Regions from separate parts of the Mus musculus genome. Here region 2 is linked to region 1. The links are chromatin loops, found by intact Hi-C in ENCODE. Cell type or tissue: heart. All regions are shown on one strand. Each heading gives the region's core, and the rest is flanking DNA. Links, peaks and the distances in the headings are about the cores only.

The links. Peaks named below come from ENCODE experiments on the same cell type or tissue, not always from the same donor. Only the 100,000 strongest peaks of a DNase experiment are listed, where the experiment ranks them.
Region 2: a loop joins it to region 1, with 2.2 times the contacts of the local background. A loop is called at or near these places in 2 of 42 quality-filtered maps.

What each region holds. Positions count from the first base shown.
Region 1 is chr10:87,642,959-87,653,399 of GRCm38, reverse strand. No RefSeq gene overlaps it. Among named protein-coding and RNA genes, the nearest start is that of Pah, 130 kb to the right of the region's middle. In heart, for the core only: a CTCF peak has its summit at 4,121 (motif pointing left); no DNase peak of the experiment used is centred there.
Region 2 is chr10:87,831,972-87,842,412 of GRCm38, reverse strand. All of the region lies in intron 1 of Igf1os (a long non-coding RNA gene), which reads left to right. Among named protein-coding and RNA genes, the nearest start is that of n-TKctt21, 7.2 kb to the right of the region's middle. In heart, for the core only: no CTCF peak of the experiment used is centred there; no DNase peak of the experiment used is centred there.

The DNA of each region.
Region 1 (10,441 bases), core at 2,729-5,228:
GGTTTCATGGCTCAGGATGGGCAGTTTGGAAAACCTCTCCGGTGATTCTGAATTCAACCAAGTTGGAGAAACAAGGAAGAAACTGGTTCAGAAATGGCAGCCCACAAAACAGCTTCATCAGATGTGTCCAGAGGGCTTCTGAAGCAGTCTTCAGACCTATCATGCAAGAGTTGATAAGGATGGAGCCCAAGAACAGATACTTTAAGAGGACTCTCCTGGTACTTAAAATTATAAGTGGGAATATCTGATTTTTTTTAAAGTTTCCCTACATTCTAGAAGCCCTAGTTTGGATTAGGCTGCAGGGATTTATTGCTAAACTGCTCCAGGTGCAGCTGCTGGCCTGAGGGCCACACTGTAAGTACCAAGAGTTCACAGGGACACAATGAAAGAATGGATACTCTTCTCTAAGTTTTACCAAAGACTATGCCCAAAACTTGCTAGCACATAAAACCTGGTTTATATTTCCCTCTCCCCTTAGCAAATATCACTTTCTCTTGGCCCTGGGAATGGGGCTTTGTCATCTCTATATCTCTGGCATCTAAACCTAGGCTTAGCACATGTTAGGCGCCCAATAAATGCATTCTGAGTTCATCAAATACTGTGATGTCCTTGGGGTCTGAGCTGGAGAGCCAGCCGAAGGTGGGACTTTGCTTCAACATGGGCTGTCTGCCGCTTCCACTCATAAATTCCAACTGGATGGGATCCAATGCGAAGCTGTGTGTTAGTAGAGCCTGCTCTGTAGGGGGTAGGGTCAAAGCAGGCTTCTGGAATATTAATAATTCTTCACGGTGACCACAGTTATGGTATTTACAGACCCATGAAGCACAGGAGACAGCCTGAGGTTGCTCACACAGCTACAGACTCCAAGGGCTTGCTCTGCTCCAAATGGAGCATGTATATTGCCGGATCCTGCCAAAAGCCATACGGCTCATTAGCTTTTACTATACGGAGAAATGCACCAGGCCTGGTGCTAAAATGACATGAGAAAACTGATTTGACAGCAATGGTCAAAAGAAAAAGTACAGCAGGAAGAGAGGAGCTCTGGGGGATTTTGCTCATGCCTTTTGGAATGGGGTAGGTGTGCCTGTAGCTCTCCGTGGGGAGGCCAGGCTGATTGGAATCTGACAAGGACTTATTACTTTAAAAACTTTTTTTTCTCAGGCATTTGGTTTTATCCCCTGAATTCTCTTTGCACAGCGATGGAGGTTTTTATCCTGGATGTCTTTTGATCTGTAGCTATTTGTATAGTTTGTGAGCAGCATATTGAAATGGGTTTGGGATAGAGCAAGGAAAGAATACACAGACAATGAGATAAAGAGAAGGAAGAAAAAGAAGCACAAAATTGGGAGAGGGGATGGAATGTCAATTAAGTATAAGATTAGAGGGACTCCAGGCCAGGGCTTTCCCGTCCTTTTGGATGAATGGTGTTTACACAAAAGGAATGATCTTGGTGTCCTTTGAAACCTAATTATGAAGCCTAATTATATTGATGCATTACTGTGCCACCAAAAACATGGGACTGGCACTTTTGGTCTTTCACATCATTTGTCATAACTTACTGCTTTTTGTCACCATGAAATCTCACCTCTATTTTTTTTCTAAGTCCATAAGTCTTTATATCATCCTTCATTCCCCCCTCCCTACTCCAGATGATGTGGACACACCTGACATGTATCCCATGCCCTTCTATGTGAACTACCCCAGAGGTTTCCACTTTGTATCCCTCCTTCTTTACATCACCCTAAACACTTTATGGATTGTGTTAGTTTTGGATAACTGCTTTATGTAATTCCAGTTAATACACAAACCACATATCTCTTGCTTAGGGTCGCTTTTCGGTCATATGCCTTGTCCCTAAAACATAGTATAGACTCTGAAGAGACGACTCAATGGAGCCACTTCTAGACCTTGAGGCTGCACGTCCCATGAATGGTCACTTTCTATATCTCGTGCAAGACGGATGACCATGGCCTTAAAGAAGCCACCTACTTGAGCATCAGGAGGAAGTGGGAAAGGCGAGGAAAAAAGAAATGGGTTTACACACATTGGATTCATGAGGCCAATACGCAAGCCACAGGTCAGTGAATGCACAAGGGAGACAAATTGACAATGCTGGCTTTTTAAGCCATGTCTTAGGTGGCTTCAGATCCTAGGAGAGCATGTGAATTCCAGGAAAGCCAGCCTACAGGCTCTGCAAAAAGGCTTTGTCCTCCGAGACCTGGCTCATAAGATCCAGGAACTGCCCTCTCTCCACATACAGAAGAATGCTGAGAGCTGGGGCCACGTGCCTAGAACCAACCATCCAAACTCCCTGGCCTTCTTTCTTCTGATGGCAGGAGAAAGCACTCGGGTCACCAGTTGGAAAGGGAAAGGATAGGTCACATGGGAATAGCCATGTGGCTAGCTTCATGGGGACAATACAAAGCTGTGTACACTCTCAGTTGGCAAGCAGATTTGCTTGTGTTCAGTCACCTGTGGCTCAGTGGCAGAGTCACACAGAGATGACAAGTCTTTCTGAATGTTTAAGGGAAACAAGACAATCAGAACATACACATATAGTCATTTTTGTTTAATGTCTTTTTTTTAATAGCAAGCAAAATCCAGGTGTGAAGCACATCTGGACTCGAGCCAGCACTCATCACTTCTAGGGTAAGCTTTCACCAAGGAAAGCCACGCTTAACTCAGGGCCTCTAGAATATGGTGGCCATGAACTTGCACTGTTAATTAGGTTCTCCTGTTGCTGGTTAGGACTTCTCCACAGGTCTTTCTCTTCTTAGAAGACAAAAGATTTGACAATACCTGTCTCCAGTCAGTGTAGCCTGTTTGCTGCCAAGCATCCATTCCGTGGTTCTCAATGTTTGTAGTGTATGTTAAGTTTCCCAGAAGACCTGAGTAATAGAGAACTTATTGGGTACTGTACTCAAGATTCTGATTCCCAGCACCTGGGACTGGGCCAGGGAATCTGCATTTCTTACAAACTGCTGGTGACAATGACACTAGGTTTACTGCTGTAAACACTCAAGGAGGAATGGCCACTTTTGATTTCTTTCTCCATAGAATTGACCCTCGGCTCTCATGGTTTCTCACACCAATGTTGCCCACACCAGTCACTGTGAATCTTCCTGGGAGTCCATTTCAACTGCTGCTCCTTTTGAGGGGTTAAATATGTGCCAGCCATTCTTTAAGTAGGACTGGACTAATTTCATTCTTACGATCATACCAACATTAGAACAAAACTGAAACCCAGAGAGAATGAATGACTTGCCCAAGGTCACACAGCTTGTGAACAGTATAGCTGGAGTCCAGATCCAACGTATTTGACTCAGAGCTTGGTTGTCATGTAATTGATAGATCAAGCTGGGACTTGTACGGAAGTGTATGAAAAGACTATTAATGAATGCCACAGGAAAAGACATAAACTAGGACTGTTGTAGGTGAGCCTACATGTAAGGTTATCCAAAGGGAGTTTGCACAGACTCTTGAACCGGAGATAGAGGCAGAATGGCTAGAGTTGGGTATAGTTAAAGAAACACTTGTGTTCATGCAGAAGCTTGTATACAACGGAGTTTATCAGTTTCCACTCTATTTCACCCACCGTTATACTTCATGTAGAGCAAAACAAGGAAAGTCTGCCTGCCTGCCTGCCTGTCTCTGTCTGTCTGTCTGTCTGTCTGTCTCTGTCTCTGTCTCTCTGTCTCTCTGTCTCTCTGTCTCTGTCTCTCTCTCTGTCTCTCTGTCTCTCTCTGTCTCTCTCTGTCTCTCTCTGTCTCTCTGTCTCTCTCAGTCTCTCTCTGTCTCTCTCTGTCTCTCTCTCTCTCTCTTTCCTCCCCTCCCCGGGTTGCTTCCAGTCACAAGCCTGTAGAAATGCAACTTGAGGGCTTAGTCCTTTAGGTATGGAAGTAGAGACATTTTAGAAGAGAAGATGAACTATGGCTTTCAAGAACTTCTGGATTCAGGGATTATGTGCAAAATCCTGCCCATCAGGGTGGTTTTTATATAAGAGAAGCAGCTGTTGGGCCCTTAGCCCTCTTTGATTTACAAAAAAAGAAAGGGTAATCCATCAGATTTTTCCCCCCTCTGTCCCAAGTGCAGGAATTTCTAAAGAGGCTCAACACTACCCTCTAGTGTGCAAAACAAGAAGGCCTGGACCTCAAGGAGCATTTATGATAAAGGCAGCTGGAAGAAGAGATGATTAAGACAAGAGAGAAACGTCTCTAAGACTGCCCCACCTGGGGATCCACCCCATAAAAAACCACCAAACTCAGACACTATTGCAGATGCCAACAAGATTTGCTGACAGGAGCCTGATATAGCTCTCTCCTGAGAGGCTCTGCCAGTGCCTGGCAAATACAGAAGTAGATGCTCACGGTCATCCATTGGACAGAGCACAGGGTTCACATTGAAGGAACTAGAGAAAGTACCCAAGGAGCTGAAGGTGTTTGCAGCCCTATAGGAGGAACAACAATATGAACTAACCAGTACCCCCAGAGCTCCCTGGGACTAAACCACCAATCAAAGAAAACACATGGTGGGACTCATGTCTCTAGTTGCATATGTAGCAGAGGATGGCCTAGTCATCAATGGGAGGAGAGGCTCTTGTTCTTGCAAGATATATAAGGGAATGCCAGGGCCAGAAATCTGGAATGGGTGGGTTGGGGAGCAGGGGGAGGGGGAGTGGATAGGGGATTTTAGGAGAGGAAACTAGAAAAAGAGATAACATTGAAAATGTAAATAAAGAAAATATCTAATATAGAAAATAAGAGTCTTATGGGCCCTCTGAACTAGAAAGGTTCTTAAACATGAAGACCTAAGATGATGCTTCTGATATAGCAGAGCAGTCTGTGAAGTGTACCCTGCAATACCTTCATCCACACAGGAGAATGGGCTAGAAGGACACTCTACAACGTGATACTAGCCACCTCCTGGTCCCACCACAGTAACAGAGTTACTAAAGCTTCCATAGAGATATGGAAAGCTGTGTAGAACTTATTACCTGGACACTGCTGACCACTGAACTCTCCTGTCCTCCAAAGATGCCATGTTACTTGCTGGGCAATTGCTATTGACAGAAACAGAAGAAAGCACTTACCCGAGGACCCTATATGATAGACGCCTTGACACATAGGCTCTGATTTTTCTGCTTTGTTCACTGGAGATCATGTTCTGTAGTAGAGCTAAAACTTAGAATGAAATGACTGGATGATGACTGAATCCAAACTTCTTGTCAGTGGTGCCGAGGCCTGGAGGATCCTGCAAAGCACCAGGAAGCCATGTGACGCCTCCAGCAGGGTGGACAGTCTTCTCTCGGGTCCGTGTGTCCCTTGCACTCTGTTCTCCCCTTCTTTCTCTACCACAGTTCAACTCTATCTAAGACTTATTCCATGAGCCCATCTCTTCAAATTTGCTCATAAACTTTGGAACATTTCCTTTCTGACTGTTGATAAAAATTGCCCTTCTGTCTATTTATAAAAACAAACAAACAAACAAACAAAAACACATAGCCTCCTGCCTATGCACAAGTCAGTTCTAAAGAACACAGGAATGAAAAGAGGCAAAGACCATACCTTGGATGGACTGGCAGTTTCTAGAGCTAGACAAGAATGTGAAAACAAGACAGAGTTACAATTAATCAGTTCTTCTAAGGAAGATCTCTGAAGATGAGGACAGAGGAAGTGATATGCATGCTGCCTTACCGATCATGCCCAGTCATGGTCTCTCCATGATGACAAGTAGTGCCTGCACAGCCTGCCTCATGGTAACATGTATATGGATGGGATTTACTGGTGTTCTTACAACCCTAAGTATTATTTATTACTCGTGCTTTCTTTTACTCTCCTATCTGTTGCTCTAAGACTGAATAGAAACATAAGTTTGCACCTTCAAGCAGTTTACTTAGTGAATTAGTATTTCATTACCCAGTGAATGATTACCCACAATGCCCAGCATACTCTACTTGTACTTCTCTAGTTGTGAGATGGTGCCATTCAAACTATGTTTTGGGCAAGTTTCACTGTTGCGTGGATTTCTTCTTTCACTCCACTAATACTTGACTTATGGAATCCTCTTTATATGACAGACTCTATGCTAAAGAGAGAGAATACAGTCATAAATAATATAAGCATGGTATCTGCCTTCCTGGAGATTGGTGTTAGCCAGAAACCTAGAGAATGTTTAGATGGGATTACATCATGTGGATATACTTGATGACATCAGTGGCTAGGTACCTAAAGAATACAACTGTATCCCTATTAAGCCCCGAATCCTGAGTTCCCTGAATAGGGAAGATCATTGTGCTCTGCTGCTGTACTTGGCTTTACAGTCAACTTAAGAAATGTCTGCTGTATGAGTTAGCTGTTGGAAGAATCCATCTGAGGTATCACTACTGAGATTCCATTAGCAACATAAACAATAATCTTCATAAAAAGAATGGCATCCATGAAAATACATGGGAACAAACAGGCTCCTGTTACGTGGTGATTATACTGTATGTTATAATCATTGTCCTGCTAGGAGCTATGGTGATTAGCACCATCATTCTCATGTTCAGTGTTAAGAGACATGAAGTTCAGACATCTGAATGAACTTTCCCAGGGCTTCAAATTTATTAGCACAGATAGTAAAGGAACCAGTGGCCCGGGGACATAATTTTCCTTCTCTTTTATGAGCAAGTTTTATTCTGTATCGACATCCCATTTCTATCGTTGGGGAACACAGTCTTCTTTTCCACATGAAATAAGATGGAAATGAATGGGGTGATGAGCTCACCTTGATGGGTCTCAGCTGGAGACAGGGATGGTGGCTCTTAGCTGAAATGAATGCCTCGAAGGCAGTCATTACCAAGTCCAGCCGCACAGGAGCCCGGGCATCTCTGGCACTGACGTCTTGTTTTCTGCCCAGAACTCTCCAAAATAAAACAAACTAAACAACTGGGTCTCTTAAAGCTAAAGGACTGAAAGTTGCTTCACTCCATTAATTTTAACACAGAACTTGGACATATAGGACCCGAGAGGGTCTGACTGTCACTGAGTCTATTTATTCAATAAACCGAACTCTGTTTGGTATCCCATTCCCCACCCCCACCCCACCCCCACCCCAGCCCCACCCCACCCCCACCACCATGCGCCTTCTTGCTGGTGCTCCAATCTTAGTTTGTGAACTTGTTCCTAATCCATGTAGTGGCCTCTTTTATCTTTGAACTGTGTGTTGAGGAAATTAACCACAGATTAAGCTGAAACCTTTTTCAAAAGGTTTTTCCTGATTATAATTTCCTCCATCAGAAGCTATGTCAGCTACTTTTCTCTTTGCTGTAGCCAAAGCCCCAGCAAGCGGCAGCTTAAGGAAAGTGGGATGTTTTCTAACTCATGGATTGAAGGCACAGTCCATCAATTCAAGGGAAGCATGGCGACTGAGCTGTGAACTTCAGGGTCAGTACCCTAGAAACTCACTTCTTCCAGCCAGGGGCTAGTCCTGAAGTTTCTACAAACTTGCAAAGCAGCATTGCCAGCTGCGGGGTCTGGGGAGGATATTTTACACCGAAGCTGTAACAGGGACTATTTGGACATCCAGTCTGCTATAGGCACCAGCATTGCCCACATATTATGGTTGGGATATGGGTTGTGCCACACACTTAACGAAACAAATATATTCCACTTAATCCCCTTTATTTTAATTTCCAGCTGAGCAATGGTATCTGCCAAACCATAGGTCGACATGTTTTGGTTTCCTTCTAATACATATGAATTGTGTTTTATTAACTGTATTAACTATATTTATGTAAGTGATACATCTCTTATTGATGGGACTATGTGCTGAGGTTGCATCATTAGTGATTGATCATTGTGCAAATGTTATAGCTTGTGCTACCTGAACTTGGACAATATAGCCCATTACATTAGATGATGTAGCCTAGGCTATAACCATCTATAATACATTTCTGTATCATTACATCTTATAAGCAATTACAAAAGGATGGTAAGTATTTTGTATAGCTAGGCATATTTAGAATCTGGAAGTAACAATAGAGATATTGTACAAATGATCAAATACTGTGTGTTATTTATAATTGCATTGCTGTTCTGTTTATGGAGTAGACTGAGTGGTAAGTTCGGTTGTGCCATCGTGGCAATGTACTGTGCTGTACCATGAAGGGACTACAGTAGTAGTAAATAATAGAGATTTTTGAACTATACCGTAATGTTGTACAATCACTGCACTGTGCATTCCCTTTTGTTTACCAAAGCTCCATTATGTGGCCTATAATCAAATATTATTTGCATAATGTATTTTAATTCCACCATTATTTATCTGCAAGGCAATGGTGGAATGCATCACCTGTTTGGGAAACATGACATCTGTCCTTTCTTTATATGCAGTTTCTGAGAGCAATCTACAGTCTTCAGTTAGAATTTTCTTTTTGGGGGAACAAACATTTTCAGTACTTCACATCATATGTCAATATGTAAAATTAATTTAGTACTATCAATAATTAGTCTAGATCCCTAGTTGGTTTGGAAAACAACCTCAAATTCTATTCTTCCATTGTATTGTGGAATCATTTTTTATATAAAATTAATCTGTATTGCCTTTAGCTTTCTTAACAAACTGTATTTCTAAATACCCCACGGATCCTTCACATCCTTAAACCACTGTTGCCCATCCAATGTTGTATTGTCCTTGTCCTTTTAGTTTATTTGTTTGGAGCCATGTGAAGGAACTCTAGCCATTCTCACCATATTTCATCTGAGAAGATATTCATTGATTCTGTTACCTTTTCATTTTATTCCTAGCCTCTAGCTACCCATATATCTGATAACACATATCCCATATCTTCGTGCACATAACTGGCAGATATGTAGCCCCAGAAATCTGTTTTTAGATTGATAGTTGCCCATTAGTTTGGTACTGATTACCATAATCAAATCTGTTTCGTCATTATTAATTCTCCAGAGATTTTTCATTGCTTTAGTATAACCTCTACAATACCCCTAACTACTTGTGTTCTACTGTACAACATGGCCATGTTTAATTTTTAAAGGATAATTCAATGATCACTTGCCTATAAAGTTATTTGCCTATAAGGTTAATCTGGTACCTATTTATCATTTGCTTGTATGAAGGAGCATTTGATGTATTCAGATAAGTTTTACAGCTTAATGGTACATGTTACTATTCTTAAGTGTTTGGGAAAGGGAAACACTATTAAAATAAACAAACAGGATGACCTGGTTAGTAGAGGAGAAAAAATATCCAAACTGAGGTCTGGCTAACATCAAAGTGAATGAAAAAAAAAGGTAAAAAGGAGAACATGATTTTTCTTAAGGGGCTGAGGTTTTATTATAGATTTAATGAATATCACAGGTAGAGGTAGAGGCAGAGGCACCTGAAAGAGTCCAGAGTGAACATGACCAGCAGACTGGGCATGACCATGTAAGCAGAGGGGAATGGTACTGTTAGTGAACAATACAGTAATATCATCTCTTTACTGTATAACACACACACACACACACACACACACACACACACACACACACACACACACACACACACACACCACATGGACTTACAGGCATTGCTGTGAGCCTCCCTGTAAAGACTGGTGTCCTAGAAATTGGGCTGCATCCTTCATCTCATCCAATAAACGATAGAGTAGCCCAATCAACATGTCGACCATTTCAAAGACATGGAGAAAACGATTGGCTCTCTAAGCAAAATCAAGCTAATAGCTACTCCATATAAACGTCAGGGAACTTTCTCACTTGGGAAGGAGTTGAGAATCTACTTTTCAATGGCCGAGGGTTCTTACAGCCTTGGCTCTGCCTTCCAGTGCATAGAGGGTGAGTGGCAAGCAAACTTTTCCAGAAGGAGGTTGTGTTTCCAGGTTCTACTTGGCCATGGAGCTGTCGCAATGCCCTTGGGGAGCCTCTGTTATTGCAAGGTTGTGGGTTGCTAGGCCTGGGGTAACCTGGGGCAGGCTGCATTGCTCACCAAATCTTTAAATGAAGTGCTTCAGCAAGTGCCTGGCTTTCTCTCAGGGTTGGCAAAGCCAACTACATAGTTGCTGTGTCAAAGACCTCATTCAAGGTATGGGCAGCTAAAAGCATGGAACAACTTGGTCAGACCAGATGGCCTGGCTGTGTGGGAGGAAGCCAGCCCTCTACCAAAGCTTGTTTAAGGTAACCTTAAACACTTTTAATAATAGTCTGACTTAAATTTTTTTCAAACCTCTTCTAAAGGGTGGTGGATCCAGGTCTAAAGAACCAAGGGGAGACTTATTATTCTAGAAGCACTGTACATACATTGTTCTCTTCTGTGATACTGTGATGATGCTCTCAAAAGAGGTTATGCCAAAACTCCCCAGGATTCTCAGGACCACCCTGTGGAGTCTGTAATGTGACTCTCAGAACCACGTTGACCGGATCTGTAATGTGACTTGCTTGATTGT
Region 2 (10,441 bases), core at 3,881-6,380, 190 kb before region 1:
CTAAAGAACATGTTAAGTCAACTCACCCAGACTCAGAAAGGCAAATATCCACACGTTCTCTGTCATGTGTCACTATTGCTTCTAGTGCACATGTATGAGTGGTTACATGGGAGCAAATGTGGGTCATGATCCTAAAACTAGAAAGGGACCATAAGAGTGACATGGCATGTGACGAAGGCGTGGTGGAGAGGGTAATAGAACACACATGACATGGACATGTGACATGGACATGTGACATGGACATGTGGCAGAGAGGAATACTGAAGGATTTAAGGTGCAGGTGTGGGAGAGTAGGGAAGGAGAACTAAGACGTGTGTGTGTGTGTGTGTGTGTGTGTGTGTGTGTGTGTGTGTGTGTGTGTATGTGTGTGTGTGTGTGTGTGTGTGTGTGTGTGTGTGTGTGTGTGTGAATGCACAGAGGAAACCTGTTCCTTTGCATCCTAATTTTAAAGGTCAGAACACTTCAGGATGTTGAAATGTTAGAGCTGGAAGGGACTTGCATTGGAAACAGTATAATGTCCAACTTTCTATTGATATCATAGCTCATGGAGGTGGAGAGAGTGGGATCTGATAAGGAGTTCTGCACATAATAACTGGGTGCAGTGACCCCAAACTTCTCAAGAAAATGAAGAAGTGGGTACTACCATGCCACATACATTCGCTGATGTTGCTTTTTATGGGGAAACAGGATAGGTACTTGTTTGGGGAAAGTTTCTCTTACATTTCTGTACCCAGAAAATTGGCCACACTAAAGTAAGAGAAATTTTGAAACAGGCTTTTAGGAAATAGGCCAGGCTTTAAGATAATTCAAGTACAGAAAGTAAAGCACTATGTTGACAAAAGACAGTGTTTCCTAAATAAGTACTAGAGGCATCAGCTTGTAGTTCTCCGGCCTCGAGCTAGTCAGTTGTCCTTTCTGGCTTTGCAGTCTCTCTTGGAGACAGCCTGAAGATGGTGTGGTGGTCCATGGCAGTAATTCCAGCACGCACGAAGCAGATGCAGGAGGATCAGGAGTTGAGGCCAGCATGGTTATGCATAGCCCAACCTCATCTTAACAAAAACAAGAACGTAAGGAGACCAGAAAAAAATTCTAGCAGTCACTGGCTGTGGGCCTTTGAACATATTACCTGTACTCTAAAATCTTCTTACTTATCAAAGTAGGATTATCAATACCCATCTCCTACGGGTAACACAAATAAGGCTAGCAGAGTGAAGTTGCCACTATGAGGATATTTGTACATATTTAATACGAATTGCTAGCCCCCAAAGTTCCTTAATGGAATCCATTGCAATGGCCATCTGAATATAAAGTTTCTGATGACTTGCTAAAGTTGGGACAAGGTCAAGGTGACCTGTATGAACCGATTTTTAATATCTTCAATTTATTTAAGTGTCAAGAAATAATCCAGCTAAAACATGATTGCAAAGCTTTGGGAATACCATCTGCTACCAAATCTACTGTCTTTTTTACTACCCTTCCAGGAACACTGAATTTAAATGTTCAACCTTGATACTTGTCTCAAAGAATTTAAACCTATCAAATTCAATTCAATTCAAATGATGAATAACCATACTAACCTTTTGTTAATGTGTACCAGTATAATTTGGAAGCTATGGCATTAAATATAGAGATTATCATTGCACATTGACTTGATTTTGATAGTTTGATGACTGCTATAGTTTCAGCTATAATCTTTGTTATATTGTTAATGCTCTCAAAGATGTTCATTCTATAGCCTGCAGGCCACACATGATCCAGGAGTGCTATGAATATAGCTCAACACAACATTGTAAATAACTTAAAACACTTTGGACCTCTCTCTCTCTCTCTCTCCCTCTCTCTCTCTCTCTCTCTCTCTCTCTCTCTCTCTCTCTCTCTCTGTGTGTGTGTGTGTGTGTGTGTGTGTGTGTGTGTGTGTGTGTGTGTATGTGTATGGTTCTTGAATAGGAACTTTGTGAATGATAATGTGTTGTAATACCATGCAAAATTAATGTGTATTTGTTCTCACAATCTGTAGACCCAGGGTTGCACACCCATGGTAAATGAGTGGCTGACTGGAGTTGGGATAAGGAAAGAAGAACAAGTTAAAGATCAAGATAAACATATAAATGAGGTCTTGAGGAAGCAGGAATCCAAGGCGCTACATTTCTTCCCTCTGTCTACCTCAGGAAGAGGACTTCCTTTGAAAATGGAAATGGTCCCTGAGAAGGTTGTGAGTCATTGAGAATGTGTGTTCCCCAGCAGACTAATAATGAACTCCTCCTGTCTTGGTGAGATGGTACTGTCTCCCAGTACTTCCAACCTCACCACTGAAAACTGCTTTTAAGACTTATCCAGTCCTGGTATGAGTGTTTGTGCCTAGTCTTATTGCATCTTGCTATGCCATGTTTGGTTGCTATCCCTACTCTTTTGTGAAGGGAAACAGAGGAGCAGTGGGGCTTGGGGGAGAGGGTGTGTGTGTGTGTGTGGAGGGAAGGCTGGTGTTGGGATGTATTGTATGAGAGAAGAATAAATAAGAGGTAAAAGGGAAGATAAAAGACTAATCTCAAAAGGGAGGCTGCAGTCAGAACTGTTACTCAATGCCTTCATAGAGATTAACTTTGCATCATTTAAACCCTCTTTACACTTCATCCAGGAGACCCTCAATATTATCTTATGCATCTTGTAACTTGTTGTAATCTGCACCATCCCCATCCCCACCCTTTTCATTGCATCCTCTGGGACCCATAGTGCACATCATCAGCAAAAATCTCCTACTTCTTCATCTTCTCTTACTTCCCCATTTTGCTCTGAAACCCACATGCTTATTGATTTTATCCACTTGGTGGAATTTACTTTTTTCTTTTTGTATCTTACATGCACAGGGGGCTTGAGAGTACAGATCGGTGTCTTCCTCATTTCCTGTGACTGTTTTCTCACAGTTTAGACCCTATATTAAACTACTCTGGATTGCAAGTGTTGGGGCAGACCACCTTCCTCCCAGGGATGCCCTTATCCACTGTCTTCTCGGTCAGTGCCCACCTTCATTACCTACTCACTGTCTGGACACTGCGTTTCTTTCCATCCGTGTTTCTACTAACATTCTTGGCTACATCAGCATCCATCTACGTCGTCATGTGGCTGAGGATCCTCTCAGCTCCTTTGTCTCCTTGCATTTAGTTTTCTCCTCCACCTGTACCTCACCTTTTAGTCTCCATTCTCTTTCTCTAGAGTCTAATTAAGCCATCCAGCTGCATATGTTCTATCAGTCATATGGAAATCTATCCTCAATCATGCCCATTCTTTACCTCCATTCCGCTTCCCTGATCACTGTCTCCTTGTGGCCTCAGTTGCCAATTTACCAACTTAAATTCCACGAAGCATTCTCATAATTCAGCTCTTGTGTGGATCTACTTTGTTCGTTCCTCCTTTCCCCAATTTTGTCAAAAACAGACACCATCTGAATTTCTTTCATGCTTGCACTTAAGGCAGCTGAAGTCAGAGAAAAACCTAATCTGGCTGAGTGGCTCCACTTTAGAGATATGGCCAGACAGCTCCAGTCTTCATTCAGCACAACTAGTAGAAATCTAAGGGTGCTGGGAATAACATGGAGAGTATTCAGAGAGATGATAAAACCAGATGAAAGGAGACTAGATGGGACTCAGATAAGAGATTAGTAAAACAAACAAACAAACAAAAAAACCAGAATGGATGTTGAAGCCTGGACTATAGAAGTGACCACAGTCATGTGAGCCAATGGGAAAATTCTAGACATATTTTAAGAGGTAAAATGAGCAGGATTTGCAAAGTGCCATTAGCTGGGAAAATTACCACTGCCTGTATCTATGCCTACCAGGTAGAAACTGGAAGAAATGGGTGAAGGTAGTCATTTCTAAATTTAAGATTTTATCCAGAAGGCTTCCTCCGAGAAGATGCAGTAGGAAAGCCTCTCTCTGCCTTGCTAGCCTTTTCCCTTCAACACCCCCAAGACTCATTCCTGATGCTTCACACTTTTCCTAATTTTTTTTGTAGTTCCCATTGTCCTCTTTATATTTATTATCTTCAAGATGAGAGGATAGAGAAAAGAAGATGCCGGCTCCTCTCATCTATAAAAATCCCTGTTTAAGAAAAGAAGTGCAAAGCAAACGGAGGGAAGGGATGTACTAACAACCATTTAAGACATTTCCATTTCCATGTGGAAGGATGAGGCATGTAGGCAACTGGACATAACAGTTTAAGAAGTAGAACTTGGAATTACAGTGGAGGCCATAGCAAAGAGAATAGGCATCGAGAATTGATGAACCTCCAGTTAGGGCCATCTCAAAATTCTCGGAGGAGCAATATGCGCCCTCTCTTCTGCACCCTTATCCTTCTGTATCCATTACTCTTTTATGCCAGTAGCTGACAGTTTATTTTGACCCTTTCCTTATCTATATCTCCTTTTGGATTGCCAGTGCCACAAGACAACGGATGCCTTTGCATATAGTGAGTGAAGTTTCTCTCACACCTTCCATCAGGAGCAGTGATGTGACTCCAGCTTAGAGTGTCAACTGTTTTTTACACTGTTGCCATCAATGATGGCTTAAGTGTGGTCACATAAACTAGTGAAGCCTAGAAGTGTGAGCAAACATGTTGGAGGTCTCCAGGGGCCTGGACTAAAAGCAATGCCAACTCAAATGAAAACAGACAGGAGACAAAAAGAAAGCAGCCAGGTCCTGGTGACTTTATTTAAGACCTTGGACCTCCAATAGATCTTGGATGGGATAAGTTCATGTCTAACACACATGTTAAAATGGTAAACACATTCTGACTTTTCTTTAATTTTGATCAATCTTCCTTAACTTTAATTACCTTCTCTTCCATTTAAAAACAGTAGAATCTGGGCTAATACAAGCTGTAACTGAATGATCTGAATGGAGGAATTCACTTGCACAGAATAGATAATGTACGGCTAGAACAAAAGGAATTATAAATGTATTTAATGAATGCTTGGAAGGCAGATACATTGAGGAAAGGCAGATATTGGAGGAAAGAAATTAAGTTGATAGAAAACAAGGAACCATGCGTAGCAGAAAAGAAGTGAGGCTTGGGAAGATGGTTCAGTGAGATTGCCTGTTCTGCATGCAGGATGATTTGAGTTTCAGTCTCCAGACTCTAAGTTAAAAGCCAGGCATGGCACATGTGACTGGGCAGCCAGACCAGCCCAAACAGTGAACTTCTAGTTAGCGAGTGACCCTGTCTCAAGGCAACAAGGCAGAGGGTGACAGAAGAGTCTACTTTACATTCTGTTCTGGCCTCTGTAGGTATATGCATATGTGTACACATCCATATACTCATGTGCATGGGACACACACACTCAAAAAAGAGAAAGAAGGGGGCTAGCAATATGGAGCTTAAATTAAAAGTGTACAATGAAATTATTCAAGGAACTTGATAAAGGACAAATTACTGGGTTTCATCCCCTGCAGATGTTGGATGGGGTCAGTAAGTTCATGCCTACCAAGTTCCCAGATGATAGTAAGTTTGCACCTTTGAGAACACTGATAATAGATTTTTGAGTAAGGCATAGGTTTATTAGAACTGAAAATGTGGGAAAAGAGTTTATCTGTGTTACATTGAATGGAGGAACATGTGGGCAGCTGGGAAGCAGTGTGGGGCAGACATGGTAGTTCAATCTGTTAACTGAGAGATGAGAGCCAAGAAGCAAGAAAGCCAGCTACAGGGAGTGCCAGCGAAAGCCTTTCTATCCACATGCAGGCTGAGTTTGAGGACACTTATCTGATAGCGTCTGAGAAATGCAGCGAGATCCTGAGAAACACAAGAGAGGAGGAGAACCAGAGGCAAGAGCCGCATGGGGTGGAGAAGAGCAGAGAAAACAAATGAGGTACAGAGGAAGAGGGCACAGAAAGTAAGAGGAGGGATGGATTCTGAAGAGGAACGTCTGTGCATGGAGGAACCCATGTTTTGACTGCTCAGTTCTTTTTCCTTAAAAGAAAACAGGACCCTGTGCATCAAGCAAGGAAGAAAGTATAAGAGGATGAGGTGAAGTGACACTGGGGGACCTTTCCAATAACTGTTCAGAAAGGAGCATCAAGGGAACACTATAGTTGATAATTAAACTAAAGAATAGAGAGACTTCTTTCTGCCAGTGCTCTGCAGCCCTGGTTCAGAAGCAGAGAAGGCTGAGTGGGTTTAGCTATATAAAGTTATAACTATAATACCTCCACTAATGGGTGCTCTGAGAATGGGTGTCTTTACTGTGAAAACAGGACTCTGTAAAACAAAATCATGTCCATAAATCACAGCAGGAGAACATTTGGAGCCTTATGACAAAATTGCCTGGTCTGTAGTTGCTTTTTTGTCTTGTCTACCCTAGATCAACATGTGAAGCCTCCAAAGATCACCTTCTGCCCCAGGTCTCCCTGACCTATTCCAAAGACCTGACATCTCTGTTCACTTCAGCACCTGCCACCTTCCCTTAGCAAACCTGGGGAAGATTTGATGATCAGCATTTTTGCTGTTGATTGCAAATTGCTAGTGTCCCTCATTCATGCGTTTCTCTAGCTAGGATTGGCATCTCTCATGCTTTCCCTCTGGCTATGTAATAGTATTGGAGGGTTTTTGTTGTTGTTGTTTTTGTTTTTGTTTTTTTCCCCTTAAAGGAAACTTGGTGTTGCAGTGATCAGGTTTGTCCTCCAAAGGCTCACGTTCTGGAAGTTTGATTCCCCATGGTATTGAAAGGTAGAAATCTGACTTAGTCAGAGTTTCTATTCCTGCACAAACATCATGACCAAGAAGCAAGTTGGGGAGGAAAGGGTTTATTCAACTTAAACTTCCATGTTGCTTTCATCACCAAAGGAAGTCAGGACTGGAACTCAAGCAGGTCAGGAAGCAGGAGCTGATGCAGAGGCCATGGCGGGATGTTCTTACTGGTTTGCTTCCCCTGGCTTGCTCATCTTGCTTTCTTATAGAACCCAAGACTACCAGCCCAGGGATGGCACCACCCACAAAGGGCTCTCCCCACCTTGATTACTAATTGAAAAAATGCCTTACAGCTGGATCTCATGGAGGCATTTCCTCAACTGAAGCTCCTTTCTCTGTGATAACTCCAGCTTGTGTCAAGTTGACACAAAACCAACCAGTACAAAATCTTTGAGAGGTGGCGCTTTGTGGGATCTGAGCATTAGGTCACCAAAGGAACCATACTTATAAAAGTTTGATGCCCAATTTGAAAGAATAATTTAGGTCTTAAGAGACTTAGTAGGTTCCTGAAGACTAGGTGATTATAAAGCTCAGTTATAATCATATATACATATGATAGATAATTACATATAAAATATAATATATAAGTAATATATAAATATATAATTATATAATATAAATATTTTTATATAAATAATATTCTATAAATACATATATAAAGCTCATTTATGAAGAAAGGCTCATTTTCTCTTTCTCTCTCCCTCCTCCCAACTCTCTCTCTAAAACACACACACACACACACACACACACACACACACACACACACACACGACTTCAACATGTGACACCATCTTTTTGCCATGTTATTGGCTGAGTCAGAAGGCTCTTCCAAAGGGTGACAAGTATGGGGCCACCTGATGTTGAATTTCAACCACTAAAACCAAGCTAACTAAAACTACTTTCTTTAGAAAATGCCAGGCCTTGGGCATTTTGCTATAGAAACAAATGGATGGTGAGAGGTGTCAATTTAAAGGTGGAAAAAAAATGAAGGTAATGGAGATTGGGAATCTCATCTGACATGATTCACAGGCCTGGGAGGCATCTGACATGTTAAGTAGTTCAAAACCAATGTGCTAGTGTCTGCAATACCCTTCTATCTTTCTCTTTAAGTGACATAGAGTGATAAGCTAAGAGAAGGTGCCAGGAACCTGAGGATGGAACTCTCTTGACTTACAAACCTCCCATTAGGTCCCACCCTCCTATACTGCACTAGGAATTAAGTTTGCAATGCATAAGTCCTGAAAGACAAGTTCAGAAATACAAAGAGTTTATCTGAAAGGTGATTCCAAGTAACCCTAGTAAAGAAAAGAAAGAAAGAGGGAGATAAAGACACAGGAGGATATATTAATGAGACATTTTTGTTATGATAATATGAGACTCAATGCCACTGGACACATTTGAGAGATGGTACAGAATTGTCTGGCCAAACAACAAACTGGGTCATTTATTCATCATGTGTATATGCCAATGAGTGAGGGCTGCTCTTGGGAATGTCCAGTCCTCAACAATTCTGATCTGCCCTGTGGATAGTTTAGACCATGTCTTTACTGTTGGAGAAATCTCCCAGACAGAGTGGCACACATGTCTATGATGGAAAACTGTAAGTGACTGAGCAAGGGGAGCATCAAAAGAAAACCTACCATAGTAACTTGTCAGTATCTTTCAGAAAAATTAAAGCACCAGTTCTTCCATGCAGTAATCTCACACTTTTATATAAACTTATGTGCTTGATAAACACGCATGCACACAAGACTATTCCTTGCCATATTAGCTCAGTAAGTAAATATTGTATATGGCCTCAGCATTTATTAGGATAGCAATTTTAATTTTCTTCAGGTTTATTGACAATATGGCATAACAGATTAAACAGCTCCACGTGGTGTTTTGAAATTCATCCCAATCATAGGCTGAGTGACCTGAAGGTTAGAGAGACTGCCAAAGCCCAGAAGCTTCTCCATGCTCCAACAGCAAAATAATCTACAGCATATTAAGTTTTAAGAAGCAGAATGCACAATGTTTTGAATAGAGCAGCGAGATGCCATATATGGAATACATATTTACATACACTTTCACATATGCATAAGATCTCACTGTAAAGATCAAGAAGTTCTTATAGGAGGACCAGCAGTCTCAATTAGTCTGGACCCCTGAGATCTCTCAAACACTGGGCCACCAAACAGATAGCATACACCAGCTGATATGAGGCCCCCAGTGCACATACAGTAGAGAACTTCCAGGTCTGTGTTCATTCAGAGAGGATGCACATAACCCTCAAGGGACTGGAGGCCCCAAGGGAGTTTAGAGGTCAGGTGGGGTGGGGGGTGGGGGCGATGGGGACATCCATGTGGAGATGGGGTGGGGAGGAGTTATGGGATGTGGAACAAGGTGGACAGGCGGGTGCGGGGGAGGGGATATGGAGTGTAGAAAAATAATTAATAATAAAAAAGGATACCAAGAAGCTAGAAACAACGATTGATTGTTTTGCCATAGAAACTGAAAATAGAAGAAAAAAATGCAGAGAAGATGGAAGAGGGACATTTTAAAATTGTAATGTTTTATTGTGTGAATATTAAAGGCATGAACTTCTTGATCTTTACATAATTTAAATTTAAAGTTTTGAGTGGCATGGAATTCTGGTTTCGTATGTATACAGTAAGTCTATTAAAACACAAATGTTTCCCAGTGACTATTTTCTACCTTCTAATCCTAAAGAAGAGGGATTCCCAAGGCATGGTGACAATGCCCTTGTCTTGGGATTATCCCTTTAAGTCAGTAGGATAGGGTTCTCTCTGTGTTGCTTTGTTCAGTGGTTGACTCCTTCCTGTGACTCAAAGACATGGTGGCTTGTAAGTGCCAAACTCAAATGACAAATAGATTTTAGCTCAGGCTAGACCAAATGTTCTTTAAAAAAATGTATTTGTTGTATTTGATATGTATAAGTGGTTTGCCTGTACATATGTATGTGTACTGAATGCATGCCTGGTGCCCATGGAGGTCAGAGAAAGGCATAGAATCCTCTGAAACAGGAGTTCAGATGGCCAGGAGCCTCCACATGGGGGAAGGGGCTTCCATATGGGATCTGAACTTGGATCGTCTGTAAGAGATCGCTGAACCATCTCTCTAGCTTCACATTAAATGTTTTTGATAGCAGGCTGTGAGTAGCAATATTTTCATCCTTGAGCCAAGTCCTTCATTGGCCGTGGCATGCTTGAGCCTCTGCTAGGTTAGCTGGAATATCTCAGTATCTGCCTGGGTATTGTGGTATCATAAAGTGTCTAACTAGCATGCATCCACATTTTGAAGAACTGGTGCCTTCTCCAGGGTGCAAGGGATAGCATTAGAGGAACTAATATTCTTATGAAACTAGCAAACTTTTTTTTCTGCTGTCTCAGCCTCTGTATACAAAGTGGAATTAATCAGCTAGTTGCTCAATTCACTCACTATCAAGAGCCACATCTGACCTAAAGTGCCCAGACTGGTAGCTTGTGGGTTTTTTTTTCTGTTTGTTTGTTTCTTTCTTAATTTGTTTCACAAGTAGTATGACTGGAGTTGCAGCAAATCCATTCCTTTTTGTTTGGAGTCATTGAATAAAAACAAAATAATAAAAACAAATAATCAAATAATAAAGAAAAGGTGTATGGCCTATTTCTAGCCATGCACTTTTACACTGTATGCCAAGATGTGGGCACAGTGATCCTTG